2 separate regions of the Mus musculus genome follow, and region 1 is linked to region 2. The links are chromatin loops, found by intact Hi-C in ENCODE. Cell type or tissue: left cerebral cortex. All regions are shown on one strand. Region 1 overlaps Myo16 (myosin XVI). Region 2 overlaps Myo16 (myosin XVI).

The links. A loop is a pair of places that touch in the nucleus more often than their neighbours do. Peaks named below come from ENCODE experiments on the same cell type or tissue, not always from the same donor. Only the 100,000 strongest peaks of a DNase experiment are listed, where the experiment ranks them.
Region 1: it touches region 2 in a loop (3-fold over the local background); 2 of 42 quality-filtered maps call a loop at or near these places.

Annotation. Positions count from the first base shown.
Region 1 is chr8:10,561,881-10,569,880 of GRCm38, forward strand. Myo16 (myosin XVI) reads left to right here. Exons shown (of 35, transcript NM_001319151.1): 31 at 169-437; 32 at 7,532-8,000. Among named protein-coding and RNA genes, the nearest start is that of Gm32330, 110 kb to the right of the region's middle. In left cerebral cortex, a CTCF peak has its summit at 2,061 (motif pointing left); DNase peaks (open chromatin) are centred at 3,185, 3,570, 3,916 and 6,754.
Region 2 is chr8:10,464,864-10,472,863 of GRCm38, forward strand. The region is part of intron 21 of Myo16 (myosin XVI); the gene reads left to right. Among named protein-coding and RNA genes, the nearest start is that of Gm51561, 39 kb to the left of the region's middle. In left cerebral cortex, a CTCF peak has its summit at 4,996; DNase peaks (open chromatin) are centred at 4,998, 5,430 and 7,739; H3K27ac peaks cover 674 bases.

The DNA of each region.
Region 1 (8,000 bases), 97 kb after region 2:
TGAGCTAGGTGCTAAAAACCGAATGCAGATTTTCCAGCAAGGCCAGCTAGAAAGGGCCCTTGCCAAGGAACTCTCTTTGTGTCAGGGGAACGGGCTCATCTCTGTCACCTGAATGACACACCTGGGCCTCTGTGCTCTGTGGCTGTTTGTGTTTTGTTTTCCCTTAAGAGCTGAAGACCAAGGAGGATGCAGGCACGTCCACTCCAACTCCGTGCCGGTGCCCATGGTAGTAGACAGCCTCGCCCAGGCTCTCACCGGACCATCTACCCGGCCCCCATCATTGCACTCTGTGTTCAGCATGGATGACAGCACTGGCCTCCCATCACCACGGAAACAGCCTCCACCCAAGCCAAAGAGGGACCCCAACACCCGGCTGAGTGCCTCCTATGAGGCTGTGAGCGCCTGCCTTTCAGCTGCCAAGGATGCAGCCGGTGAAGGTTAGCCAAGGAGGGGGTGTGGTTGGGGGGAAGTGAATGCTGTTCTCACATCTCACTCGAGTGCTGGGTTCCGGTCTGGGCGTGCCCATGGCACCACTGTGGCCCTGATACACTTTTTAATAGAAATAAATCCAATTGTTGGCTTGCCAGCAGCTTTTTAATCATTAAATATAAATAATATTCAAATCCTTAAGCCTCTTAGGGGAAAGCTACTTACATGTCAGTTCCTTCACTCTGGGTCCCACCTCTGTGTTGAATTAACGGCTTCAACGCCAAGGCAGTTCTAGAAGTTGGTTGCTATACCATGTAAATATTCACTAAGTAATTAAAAAGGTAAAAAAAAATATTCACCAGGCTTTCCTGATTGTGATCTAATTAAAATTTAAGCCCCCCCCCCCTTTTTAATGTGGTGAGTGAAACGGCATGGCCACAAAATTCAGCTTGTGTAACTTTCAGACTAGGCGGTAAAGGGCTCTGAGCTGATGGGTCAAGAAACAGTTATGCAGAAAGGGGAAACAGCAACTACTCTCCACCCACTCTCAAAAGTCCTGCACTGTCAGTGCTCCCCGGTGGCCGGGGCTACAACCAGAAAAAGAAAGCAAGTTCTTCCGACCAGGACTTTTCCAAACGTATCAGGCTACAGATAAGATGCATGGACAGATCGCACGGTGTGTGGCGACCACCAGGCACCTAAGTGCATGTGTCCTTCCTGGAAATGAAAAGACCCGTCTCCTGGGGGAGGGCAGGTAATAAAAGACAACCCATGGTGATTTGAGTCTCAGACCATTGCTGTGGAGTGTTGGCGATGGTGCCATTGTGCAAGTTCGAGGAGATTCAGGCAAATGGCCGAGTAGACACTGGAACATAGCGTCTGACGGTATGATATGGAGCTGAGAGATCTCAATGGTTATGTGAATTCAACGAAACAGAAATATGGCAAAATGACAATCTTGATTTAAAGAAAGATCCAGGATGCTGACTCCTGACAGACACCTAGAGCATCGGAGATTCTCTCAGAGTCAGTCACACTCCTTAGGATCTTACTGCAACTTGATGTGATTGGTTGATATCCACAGGAGGCCTGCCCGTTTTGGAAGAGAGAGGGAGTATGTGAATAGAGATGGGCAGAGGAGAGGTGTGGGGGGGGGGGAAGCAATTAGGAGGACAGGAAGAAGGGGAGACTAAGATTGGATACAAAAACTAAATTGATAATAATAATAATAATAATAATAATAAATAGAATATAATGGAGCTGAGAGAAAGAAACAAAGAAAGAAACAAAGAGAGAGCTGGGGAGATGTCTTGACAGTTAAGAGCACTGGCTATTCTCCCAAGGACCCAAGTTTGTTTCCCAGAACGCACATGGTTGCCCACAATCATCTGTAACTTCATCCAGTTCCAGGGGATCTGATATCCTCTGACCTGTGGACACCAGACACACATGTGGTGTACATATATACCTGAATGTAAATAAAAATTAATATTTTTATAGAAAGAATAAGATAAGGGGGCTGGAGAGATGCCTCAGTGATCAAGAGCACTGACTGCTCTTCCAGAGGTCCTGAGTTCAATTCCCAGCAACCACATGGTGGCTCACAACCATCTGTAATGGAATCCGGTGCCCCCTTCTGGTGTTCCTAAAAACAGCAGCAGTGTACTCAAATACATAAAATAAATAAATCTTTTTTAAAAAGAAAGAGTAAGATAAGAAGGTTTTTACAGAAATTTTGGCTCAAAAGTAAAGGCTGCTGTTTTGATGCACCATGCATTTCCAACCCTTTTAGGAGGAGCTGTGGGAGAAACTCATGTGTCCTCCATGCATGCACAGGGTGGAGAGTCTGGTGCAAGACCCAAGAGGCCTGCACAAAGGAGAGCAGTGGAGGCCAGAGGGCCATGTAGAGGGTCTGTAGTCGATGTCCCTCCCAGATACAGTGACTGAGAACAAAGCTTGGCAGGAAGCTGGCTTGCTCTTCCTCTGGGCCTGTGAGAATCAGCTTCCAGTCATCACAACCCCTAAGACATGGGTGACAAGGGGGGGTCCACAGGGAGTTGCCAGTGCCACAGCTAGAGGGTCTCGGCTCCAGATCTGGGGAGAGGGGGGGTCTCAGAGGAGTGAGGCGAACAAGAAGAGAAGATGCTTAAACAACATGGGCAATTAGACAGACATCTAGCACTCTGAGATTGAACACCACAATGTCTATGAAGTCAGGCCCCATTTCTCTTTACAACTAGCGAGCAGGCTCAATCATCTTCCTGCGTAGGCCTCAGACTTTCTTGTGGGGCCCAATCCAAGGTCCCCAAGTTCATGAGTATACTAGGGAGACACTGTCACACAGATATGAAGAAAAGGAAAATAGTGAGGGAGCATGAATGCAGAAAGGGTCCATGCCCTGTGCTGGAGGCAGACACATGTGAATAATAACACAAGAGGCACTGGGCCCAAGCAGAACCACATAGGGAGAACTGGAAACCAGGAGCTCCTAGACCTATCCTCACAGTCTCTGGTCTTCCTCTTACTGCCTTTAAATTCTTGCCTGGACCATGTCTTATTTTGGGGGGCTGATAGGACCAGGTTGTGCTGGTATGGATGGTGACTTAGATACCACCAATATATCTAAACACAGAACCCCAAAGGGAAATATCTCGTGAGTGGAGACATGTCTGTCCTCCCAGAGCTTAGGACGTATTGACCGTGACTTCAGGATGGCTCCGGTGGGAGTGAAGTCTCCGAGCCTCTGAGACTGGAAATGCAGCGTGCCTTCTTCTGAGTTGTCAGACACCAAAACTTGCCCCAATGTCCCACCCTGTGACCAGGGTTGTTTTGGGGGCTCCATTTCATTGGCATTGTGACTATTTTATACGTAAACTTAGAAACTAAAAAAAGGAAAACTCTTGAAATAAGTAAATTTTAATTGTCCCCACATCCGTACTTGAAAATAAGCTAATCACACGCACGTACCCTGAAATAGCCACAAGACCAAATTAGGCTTCAGTACTCTAACTGTGGCTTCCCTAATTTTAGCTTATGAAGAGTAAAGATTCCTAGTCCTGGCCCACAGAGACTCCAAATTAATACTGAGAGGGTACAGCAGGAAGTTGTGCTCCCCGCAGAATCGCTGCCTCACTCCAGGCAAGGCACCTGCTGAAGCACCAGTCATACTCTGAGGAGCACTGTCTAACTCTTCCCCATGGTTAATCGCCTGCTGAGTAGTTGAAAGAAAAGGGAAGGGGTGCTTACTGACAGAAGGGGCTTTATTCTCAGTATTTCCCATCCTAACAACAGCCTGTGGCAAATCATCATGGCCCTGTGCAGGTGGGGAAACTGAGTCAGGGAGCAGGATGCAGTGTGCCCTCGTCATTCAGACACTCAGCTTTGTTCCTGCCAGGGAGACTCTAGAACCCTGTTTCTTGGCTGCTCCATCTAACTGGCTCTGCATCATAGAATACAAAAGACTTTACCTCTGGAGGAAGCCTAGAGGGGAGCTACTTCCTTGATTTTTTTCTAGTGTTGCTTAGCAACCCACCCAAACAGCGATTTAAACAAGATGATGGCTGTTGCTCTGTCTCTCGGCTCTGGGTCTCAGGAGATGTGGATTGTCTGGTGGTTCGCACTCAAGGTCCCACATGAAGTCGGCTATAACAGTATAGAATCAGGTCACCAGGTCTGGTGCCTTAGTCCTGTGACACCTCAGCATCTAAGGGTTTCTGTATCTCTAGCTGGTCTCTGCTTTTGCTTTGATGGCATGGAGACTTCCAGGGTTAATGTGGAAAATCACTCACCATGGGAGCGGGGGCTCGGGGGAGATGGATTAAGAGCCACCTTTTACGCACCACCTCCAGGAGGTATGAAGAACTGCTTTTGCCTCACCTGTCCACCAGAACTGTTCCAGCATCCTGTCTAGGTTTGGGAAAGGAGATGCACACTCAACTAAGCCATTCATTCTCTACTCATAGAGTCACCTAGGTGACAGTAGGACCACCTCCCGAGGCTCCCAAAGCCTCCTTTCTGTATCCCCAATGCCTGAGGTTTGGGCTAAAGTTCCTTAAACAGTGAGAGTTCCTGACTCCTTCAAGGTCAAGGTTTTCTCCTTGTGTTCACTTGGGTAAGGTTCATCATTAGACTTGTGATATAAAATGATAGTCCACGTCTGCTAGGCAGATATGTTCCTGCCTGAGAGGAGACATGAGGCCACACTCACGGTCTCTGCATGACATTTAGAACAACAGTCAGCTGGTGTTGTAAGGATCTCTATGGGAATGGAGTCCTGCCCCTGACCATCATTTCCCTAGGCTCTGAGGCTGATGTTCTAGGGTCTTAGGTGCTCCCTTTGAATTACAGTTCTTCAACTTGACAGTGATGTAGCCTTATGGCTGCTGCTCTCCCAGCCTGTTCTTTGCACATGAAATTCTAGAAGCCAGAGTCTCTTCTTCAGGCACAGCTGCTGCCATTTTTCAGGGCACATGGACAAAGTGCCTTTAAGCAGTTGTGTGAGCTGCTCGTGAATCAATTCCTAACACATCTCATTAGCCAGCAGCCATAGCCACAGTTCTCCTGCATTGGGTTTTCTTCACTGTCCATGCCAACGCTTAGGCCCGGTGGCCTTGGTTCTTTGGAGCTCCTTTGGCGAGATCAACGCGGAACAACCCAGGTCTTTCTGCAGTTTATTTTTTTTAATTAGGTATTTTCTTCATTTACATTTCCAATGCTATCCCAAAAGTCCCCCATGCCCCCCCCCACTCCCCTACCCACCCCCTTCCACTTCTTGGCCCTGGCATTCCCCCATACTGAGGTATATAAAGTCTGCAAGACCAAGGGGCCTCTCTTCCCAATGATGGCCGACTAGGCCATCTTCTGATACATATGCAGCTAGAGACACGAGCTCCAGGGGTACTGGTTAGTTCATATTGTTGTTCCACCTATAGGGCTGCAGACCCCTTTAGCTCCTTGGGTACTTTCTCTAGTTCCTCCATTGGAGGACCTGTGTTCCATCCAATAGCTGACTGTGAGCATCCACTTCTATATTTGCCAGGCCCGGGCATAGCCTCACAAGAGACAGCTATATCAGGGTCTTTTCTGCAAAATCTTGCTGGTGTATGCAATGGTGTCAGCGTTTGGAGGCTGATTATGGGATGGATCCCCGGGTATGGCAGTCTCTAGATAGTCCATCCTTTCGTCTCAGCTCCAAACTTTGTCTCTGTAACTCCTTCCATGGGTGTTTTGTTCCCAATTCTAAGAAGGGGCAAAGTGTCCATACTTTGGTCTTTGTTCTTCTTGAGTTTCATGTGTTTTGCAAATTGCATCTTGTATCTTGAGTATTCTAAGTTTCTGGGCTAATAATATCCACTTATCAGTGAGTACATATCATGTGGGCTCTTTGATGTGTACTCACTTTCTGCAGTTTTAATGGATGGTGTTGTTGGCAAAGTGCTGGGCTCCAACTTCAGAGCAGGTTTCATGGAGGTCCAGGTCCTTTCTCCATGTTAGCATAATATGTCATCTTCGCAGCACACCGAGAAGCACTGGTGGTTTCGTAGATCAAGAAAGCCCTGCTCCTTTATGGGAATAAGTTCTTCGTCACATTTCTTCATTATCACACTGGAAGGACTCTAGAAGCAGCTATGTCTCCCTGCCATAACAAATCCTTAGCAGGGCCAGCTAGCTATTTTCCCCTTGCCCTCTGACTACAGCCTCAAGCCCTGCCCAGCTTTGTATGGCTTCTTCAAGCTTCTACCCCATATCTGCCTTGGCTCCTCTCAGAGCTTTCTCAGGGCCCTCAGGCTTCAACACTGACTTTCTAGAGTGAGGTCACTGTCACCATCAGGTTCCAATATCTATTCTATGTATCTGAGATTATATAACAAACTTTCCAGAAGGCAGTGACTTTAGATCCAAGGATTCTGGCAGCGTTCTCTTGTGGGTCTGACCAGTCATACTAAGCAGTTCTCTGTACAGTGTGATCATGGGTGTCTTTGAAGCTCAGGCCCTTAAAGGCATGGCTCATACATTTCTGGGTTTGACAGGAAAGTCTTTGGATAGTCTGACCTCAGTCCTTCACCTCCACAAGGCTTCTCCCTCCTTGAAGCATCTTCTCCACACGGCATCTCTTTCCCTCCCTGAGGCCTCGTCACACATCCTGTGGAGGGTCTGCTGTGAGGAGCTCACACTGCTCAGGTGAACTTTGGGTTCCCTCAGAGCGGCTCCTGCTACAATAGTAAGCAAGCAGAAGCTACGCTGACAGGGCCCAGCCTCAGAAAGGCAGGATGTCCTCAACACCACCCTGTCAGCATCTCTCTCTGAGGCAGCTAGAGTCCCTCCCACTTGGAAGCCAGCTGGAGAAATGTCTTCCACTGTAGATCTGCTGCTGCAGGTGTCTGTGAAGTGGCTCTGCAGTGGTGCTGATCCAACTGCCTTCCTAGGCAGTCTGGGAAAAGCTCGGGAGCTGCCGTGGGGTCAGCCCTCTAGGGAGATGGAGTGATGCATATGCATTAAGGAACTGGGAAGTTAGCATTTTCCTGTTCCTAGTAGTTGTCTGCCTGTGGGAGGTCTTGTATGATACCGTCACAGAACGATGGCTGTGAAGGTAGAGAACCAATCATACTTGTAGCCCTTTCTATTATGGTGTGAGCACAGGTTGGAATACACCCACTAGTCTCTGAAGGGGTGGCTTACCTATGTGGGTGCCCACATTGAGGCTGAGGATGGTCCAGTTATCCTGCACAATTATAGTCTAAACCCCTACTCATTTGCAAACATCCCGAACCCTCCAGGCCCTGTCACCCTGGAGAGTTGGAGCCTCATCTTAACGCATCTGCTGCAGCTCCATTTCTGTGGACCATCTTCCTCTGTGTGTAGACTGCATCTTGGGCACCAAGACCTATAGACAGTTTCCCTTAGTGGCCTCAAGCGTCCAGGGCCTCCTCCAGACTCCTAGAAGGTAGAAAAAACACGAGCCAGGATCTTTCCTGCTCAAAGGACATAAGGGCTGGCTGTGGCAAACAAAGTGATCCAGGGCAGGGACACTCAATTCCATATAGGCCTGGCTTCCCTGGGATACACTGGTTACTGACTCTTCTATCTCTGTCTTCCGCCTTAGCTCTGACACGGCCCAGACCCCACAGTGATGACTATAGCACCATGAAGAAGATTCCCCCTCGGAAGCCAAAGAGAAGTCCCCACACGAAGCTCAGTGGCTCTTATGAGGAGATCTGGGGACCACCACGACCTTCTGGCACCATGGGCCAGGGGGGCAGGCATCAGGCCCCAGGGACACTGAGTGTGCAGTGGGCCAGGCCTGACTCAGTGCCGCAGTGCACACCACAGCTGCCTCTGCACCTGCCATTGCCACAGGGCGACTATGACGATGATGCTGAGCCTGTGTACATCGAGATGGTGGGGAATGCAGCCAGGGCAGGTGGATCTGAGACCGACAGCCCTGACCAGGGCGAGTCTGTGTATGAGGAGATGAAGTACATCTTGCCAGAGGAGGGCTGTGGCCTAGGGATGCTCACCTTCCTGCCTGCCTCACCTCCTTTGTTTTTAGAGACTCGAAAAGCCATCATCTT
Region 2 (8,000 bases):
ATGCTCATGGTCTCCTGTCACAAATTGCCCTTCGCTGGTTCAACAGTTTATGGTCATTGTCCTCAGCTCTGGAGGTTGGAAACCCAAGAGCAAGGTGCCATAGTTTCCAGGTTCTGTGTCTGCTGAGGACACCTTCTCAACTGGAGGTTCTTTTTTCCTGTGTCTTTATAATGTCAGATGCAACACCTCCCTCCACCCCCATAAAAGCAGCAACACTGTTCACAAGGACAGGGGTCCTATTCACAGATCATTACCTTCCAGCACCATCACTAACGGGATGAGATTTCAGTGTAGGTAGGTGGTGGGATCAGAGGCAGCTTTCTAATGAGTTGTGATTTCTTGTATTATAGTGAAGATGGTTTTCTAGACTATGTAACTTGGCAGTGTGTAAGATGTTTCAGTGGAGATAAATATGCTATGGTGGTCTATTACATGATAGATGGCAGGCAGGCAGGCAGGCAGGGAGGGAGGGAGGGAGGGAGGGAGAAAGGAAGGAAGGAAGGAAGGAAGGAAGGAAGGAAGGAAGGAAGGAAGGAAAAAGAAGAGAGAAGTAGGAGGAGAAGAAGAAGGAGGGAAGCTATAAGATGACTGTTCATGAGCCAGCCAGGAATTAGAAAACCCAAAGGCAGAAAAGCATAATAGGATAATCCATGATGTTGTCCTCTGCACAACCTCACAGGGGAAACTGCGTGGTAACTAATATTTTTTCATATAAAATGCAGGGAAAGTGGTGAGGGGAAGAGCTATACATTAAAATCAACTTAAACTCATGCAGATTGGTTGATATGTGAAGGGCATTGACCCTGGGTTTTTCAGTTAAGAGTAAGAGACTGTGAGCAGATTAAGAAATGTGATATGTAGATACCAGACTAAAATTAAAGTCCACCCATGGTGGAAGTCCAGAGAATGGGCAAGAAGTTAAGGCACAAATACAGGCGATGCCCCTGATTCCCAGGGTCAGGAGTTCGAGCACACCTAAGGGATGGACGGCCCTTGGAAGACCTGGGATAGATTCTCTGATTTGATTCTCAGCCATGAACCTAAGGAGATGCCACTTTTCAGCTAGACCTCCCTCAGCTTGCCTTCACCAGCTCCCTTAGGCGGGCCTCTAAGGAGGCTGCTCTGAGAGGGTTACTTGCATTACATACAGTCAGTTGGCCAGTTCCCTTCGTAGCTATCCAAAGGAGCAAGCTTTGGGGCACAGTAGCCTGACCAGTGCTCCACCTTTACAAGGCTGACCCTCTGTAAGTGGCATCATCACAAGCTACCATGTCCATAAAGGAAGGCAAGTAGAAACCACTCCTCCCTGTGAGGGAGAAGCTGATTCTAATGGTTCCTGTGTAGGGGGATGCTGCAGAAGGTTTGGTGATGAAAGCTGCTACTTTAGCTTTAAGGGACCATGGTCCATGTGGTCTTGGCCTTAGCAGATTCCTGAAAGCTGTTGAACATCAAGACAGACCCATGTGCTGGATGAGTGATGAGCGACCTCAGAGCGAGCTTAACTCATTTCCCATGCAGATTCCAAAACTTAGAGAGTAGGACTGCCTCTGTCTTAAAGTGTTTTCTGCTCCGGGTGGTTTTATAGACAAAACAAACAGTTAAAAGACCACATGGCATTTCTAATATGCCTCTTACTATATCAGATTCTATGTGTAAGAAGAGTATTAGGGGCCTCTTTAGGTAAGCTGATGTGTGCAAACTGTGAGCATCTACACTGTGAGTTTAAGTTCTATTTCTCAAAACAGGTTCTGTACATTCATTTTCATTATTTGGCACTGAAGCAAAGCTCCGGTAGTTTATGTCACTCTCAGTGGGATGAAGCCTGCTGTCCTGTTGCTCATAAAAGCAATCTAACCCTGAGTCCATCGGAGGACTGACCCAAGCCTTTACAATTAGTATCCATTTTCTAAACTCCAATTGCTTCTCCCTAATGACTGGCATTTTTATTACTTCTTCAAAGATAGGATAGTAGCTGTTGGTGAGTACAAAAACAATACCCCATTAGTGAATTTTACATGTTGTTATTTACAGCAAAATTTTACACCAAATCCATTTAAAAGCAGTCAATTAGTTAAAACGGAAACGGCAGGAATACCTTTCCACCCTAGAACTGGGGCCATTAAAAGAAAATGCTTCAGAATGAAAAGGAAGAATTGATGCAAGTCTACGTGCACACGAGAGACATATTCAACACTAATGTCAAGGTCCCACTTCAGACTGATTAATGTGGAATCATGCAGGGGACGCACCTCTGGGAGTGTAACCAGAAAGGCTCAACTGAGGTGCGAAGGCCTGCCATGTGTGGAGCAGCACTGTCTCAAGGCTGAAGACCTGGGCTGAGTAAAACAGAGAAAGGAGAAAGCCAGATCAGTCCAGCTTTCCACTCCCTCCTTGAGCTGACAGCAGCCAGCACTCTGTCCCTGCAAGGCTGGAGTGCGCCCTCCCGCCAGGAGGCAAAGGACAGCTTTCTCTCCTTAGGTTTCCCTTGTTATGGCACGGAGGAAAGAAATGGAGATGATGAATAGGCCTCCGTTACTGCATATTTATTCCTTAATAATCAATATGACAGGGTCGAATATTAATGAATACTATATAATAACCCCAGAGAAGAGTGAGTGTTCTCAGGATTAACACCGTGGCTGTCTGGGAAAAAAAACCCTGAAGTCCTAATGGTAAACTAGGGGAGTGTTGTGGGTGGTCTTGGCACATGATGGACGATGGATAGTTTCCTGATGCTTCTCCTTTGGGTGAGCTTATTTTCCTGTGTGGTCTCTCACTCTGACTGTCTTCACATTGCTAAGGGATAACCCCAAAGCCTTCGTGGGGCAAACCTAGAGCTCAGAGACAGACCCAGTGGGTCTTGAGTCCCATGCTCTGTCAGCCTGGAACTCATTTGGTGGAAATTATACGTCAATCTATTCTAAGCCTGTACTTGTAACTTTATGTGAAGAGGGTATGTTGATTCAGCCAAAAGTTTATTGCCAAAATAAAACGAAATTATGCATTCATTGTTTTCTTTGGGGAATGGTAAACAACAAGAAACAATGCCAGAACCTTTGAATTAATGGCATTTTGGGCAAAGGCTCTGTTTTTATTCTAGAGCCTGGTTTCTACCCAAGCTGAGGTGTGATTTAAGAGGTGTCCTTCAAAATATCTAAAAGTCATTTTCCTCTGACCTGATGCTTTTCCACCCTGAGCCGGCTAGTATGTGGGAGGTATGGAATCCAACCGGTTGGGATGCTTTGTGACTGTCTGGTTGCTTCCTGAAGATCAAGGCTCAGACCCAACACTTTGACTTACCTGAAGGCTCTGTGCTGTGGTAACAGAATTCTTGTTCCCAGACAATGTAGAATAGGAGAGATTTATTATCTCATGGTTCTTCTGGGATGCCACCTGTCAAGGTACCCAAAGGTTTTATATATGGCAAAGTTGTGTCCATTCCTAAAGTATCTTCTGGACACTCGATCCCCTGTGGTGGGAGGCTTGGTCCTCACAGGACAGATGAGCAGGAGGGTAAGGGATGAGGCAGAGCCTACCAGGCCCTTCACTAGGAACTAGGAACATCATCTGATGAAGGCAGAGACCAACCTCACATAACCCAGACATGTCTTTGAGACTCCATATTCTCAACACGTCATTGAGAGTCAAGTTGCTAACACAGAGACTTCAGGTAGCAGGACCCACTGGCATCATCTTCACAATGAAAACTGAACCAACTAAAGGAAGTTTCTGTGCTGCCAAAGGCTCTCTCAGAGAAGTCCAGTGTCATCGCAGCCATGAAGGCAATGCCTGTGTCAACAGGACCAGGCTTCTGGCAGTGGTGAGGCACTCTGTCAGGGTGATTGATGGGGGTGGGAGGCAGGAAGTGGACACGTTTAAAAGCCAGGAAGGTGGGGGAGGAAGCTTTGAGCAAGAGACAAGATCCAGAAGTATTAAAAGGACAACTGTAAGGGACCCTGCTGCCCTTGCCAGCTCCCACTTTATATGCAATGTATTGATCACAGTTGACCCCCTGCAGAAGCAAGTCCAGCAATGTGGACAACAGGAAGTGTTCAGAAGAGGCAAGCTGGAGACCCATCACCTACCCGACTTCTTTTTGTTTTTTTAATTCATATTTATAAAACCAAAGTGCTATCTGTCAAAGAGATGAATCTTTAGTGAATGTTTTAGTCATTCTGGGGTGGGGGGAGGGTAAAGAAAAGAAATACAAGCATTTGGAATTTTAAACGATTTGAATTACAAAGACTTTAATTTCTTCCTAAATTTGATTTTTGATCCTTGGCTTATGTAAAATGACACTATTTCTTTGAATGAAACTTGTTATTAAAAGTCATTCAACTATTTGAAAGTATATCAAGACATATTATCCTTTTTTTCTTTTTTTTTATTAGATATTTTCTTTATTTACATTTCAAATGTTATCCCCTTTCCTAGTTTCCCCTCTGAAAATCCCCTATACCCTTCCCCCTCCTTCTGCTCCCCATCCCACCACTCCTGCTTCCTGGCCCTGGCATTCCCCTATACTGGGGCATAGAGCCTTCACAGGACCAAGGGCCTCTCCTCTCATTGATGACCGACTAGGCCATCCTCTGCTACATATGCAGCTAGAGCCTTGAGTCCCACCATGTGTTTTCTTTGATTGGTGATTTAGTCCCAGGGAGCTCTGGGGGTACTGGTTAGTTCATATTGTTGTTAATCCTAGAGGGCTGCAAACCCCTTCAGCTCTTTGGATACTTTCTCTAGCTTCTTCATTGGGGACCCTGTGCTCTGTCCAATGGATGGCTGTGAGCATCCACTTCTGTATTTGCCAGGCACTGGTAGAGCCTCTCAGGAGACAGCTATATCAGGCTCCTGTCAGCAAAGCCTTGTTGGCATCTGCAATAGTGTCTGGGCTTGGTGGTTGTCTATGGGATGGATCCCCAGGTGGGGCAGTCTCTGGATCCTACCCGACTTCTTAAAGGCCTTGGGAACTCCTGCAGAGAAGCTTGTGAGCCTAGCTTACTTCAGCATTTCTCCAGCAGGCGTCAGCCTCCTCAATGTTTTCTTAGAAAAAAGCTATCAACATCTCAGACAGTTAAATATTCTGGGTATATTTGTGAACTGTCCACTATCTGAAATTTCATTACATTATCTATCTACTATCTATCTATCTATCATTTATCTATATCTATATCTATCATCTATCTATAGCTACATCTACATCTACATCTATCTATCTATCATCTATCTATCTATCTATCAATCACCTATCATTTATCTACATCTACATCTATCTATCTATCTATCTACCTACCTATCTCTTCTATCTCACACACACACACTCCCACCCACACATGTGCCCACTAAAGCACATCACACTTTGTACATATATCTAGATTAAATGCCGAACAAATTGGCAAATAGGCTGTGCTCCCTTTCTCTCATCTGGCTTGGTGTGTTCTGCAGCCACCTGGAAAGCTTTTAAACACATCAAAGCCCGGGCTCCACTCCAATTTAGTGGGTTTGGGGTCAGACCCAGACATCAGCCACCTTCACAGAGCAGGGGATTTAATTCCAGTGAGCAGAAAGGATTGAGACTCGGTGCTGTCCTTACTGCCGGGCACTCAGGGCTCCGCCTTCTACTGGAGTCAGCTTTAATCTGTTCTCCCCTTCATTTTGTGATATACGGGTCATGCACTGTTTAGTTTTCCTCCAGATAGATTTCACTGAGCAGTAAAAATCAAGGGAGAACAGTTGGTGGAAATTTACTCAAGAAATTAAGTTTGTCATTAATACGAATGATGGGCCATCTGGATAAGCCACAAGGTTCTGCTGCTGAAGAGAGACTTCAAGGAATGCACCACTTTTATTATTAAACCTGCTAGTTTCTTTCATGTATGAAGCATGTGTCTTAAGAGCAGTACCCATACTAATTAGGTGGCTGATCAGTGTTAACTTATCCTCACCCTTCACCCACTTTCCGAGTCTGCTTTGGGAAGTTCCCGGAAGTCTAATAGGCCCCTCACACAACCCCAGTGGGGAGACATGTAAAGGAGAAATGACTATTGTCTTTCTTTGAAGCTGATGTTGATCCTCTAGATTATGAATGCAGATTTATACTTCTAGAAACTTCTAGAAGCATGATTAATGTACTTATTAAGTTTTCCTCTGAGGGGTTGTACACCTGTGCATGCACACGCTCGCACGCAAGCGTGCACACGTGCGCACGCACACACACACACACACACACACACACACACACACACACACGCCTTAGGTTTCTGTATCTGACTGTCCCCTGAGCCACCAAGCTACATCAGGTACAGTCCAAAGGCAAGGTGAATACACATGTAGCGTTTGTAACTCAGCACAGTAACAAATAAATGGCTGACATAGATGTTGGTAAATCTGAAAACCCAACCAGAAACGCTGGCACTCCTGAGTGTTGGAGGCAATAGGGAAGATCATGTTTAGAACAAAATTAATATAAACAAAATGCATAGGCTTTGTTCATAAAACAAAACGGGGAAAGTCTCTAGCTTCCCCAAGAAAGATCTCTCTGTATTCTTCTTTCCCAACAACCCTAAGTCTTCCTAGGTCTAGTACCATTGTAACCCAGGTAGCAGCTGATCCCCTCTGGATACCCACACCTCCTCTGGAAGCCAGTATCTGCTTCTTTCTAGGGAGCACAGTAGCAGAATTTGCTTCTAGGTGCCAGTCTGTGATCTGAACTCCTTTCCTACTGATCAGCATCAGGAAGAGTCACACAGACAAATTTTAATGTTACTATGACAGATGGAGAATTATATATGGAAATATATCAAATATAGTATTAATCAATATAATTCACTGGAATAGATATAAATGTTCACAAAAATATATTAATCAATATAAGTACATTAAAAATAAAACATAAACATGATATATTGACAGTTGTACAATGAGAACAAAAATTCCTAGTTCTAGATAGGAAACCAGCACTCCAGGACTACTATCCTTTCTGATCATTTCGTCCTTAGGTCTCTGATTTCACAGTGTAAGAGAATTTCTGTAGAATTGAAGATTATCTACTACAATCTTTACAAAAAGAGACAGAAAGTTAAACAGGAACCACTCAGCACTATAGTTTCCTTGTAATCTTGGTGAAGCCTAAAGGACAAGAGAAAATCTCTTTAAATTTGGAATCTCTGCTTCCAACATGGTGTTCCCACCACTACTCCATCAGGACCATTGGAGTTCTCAGAATCTTCTTTATATTCTCTCTCTCTCTCTCTCTCTCTCTCTCTCTCTCTCTCTCTGTGTGTGTGTGTGTGTGTGTGTGTGCGCGCGCGCGCGCGCGTGCGTGCGTATTGTGTAGACATTTATGGATATGTACATTACCACAGTACGTTGCTAGGCAAATGCGCAAGAGTCAGTTCTCTTCTACCATGTTGTTCTGGGAATTGAACTCAGGTCACCAGACTTGGCAGCAGGTGCCTTAGCCAGTGTCTTCATTTCTCAGGCCCCTCCCTTTTTTGCATTTGACAGACAGCTCTCTAGAACATCTCTCCTCTACTCCTCAAAAACTGTATTTCATAGGATATGTGGAAAGCTGGGAGTTTCTGAGATTTAAAGCACCAAGCTTCTTAGATAAGCACACATTTGGTGTGATCGATTCTCTTGCATAAGAACGGTCAGACCAGATGACTGTGCAGACGGCTGAAGATGCAACTGAAGCAGAGATTGGTGATCTAAATGGGACCTGTCACTCTGCCCTGTGACTGCAGCAAAGAGAACTGGATGGGGAGAAACCTTCCAGCTGGCAAAGGGAGGATGCATTCAGCATGTGTCTCAGTCAGGGTTTCTATTCCTGCACAAAACATCATGACCAAGAATCAAGGTGTGGAGGAAAGGGTTTATTCAGCTTATACTTCCCACATTGCTGCTGTACATCAGCAAAGGAAGTCAGGACTGGAGCTCAAGCAGGTCAGGAAGCAGGAGCTGAGGCAGAGGCCATGGAGGGATGTTACTTACTGGCTTGC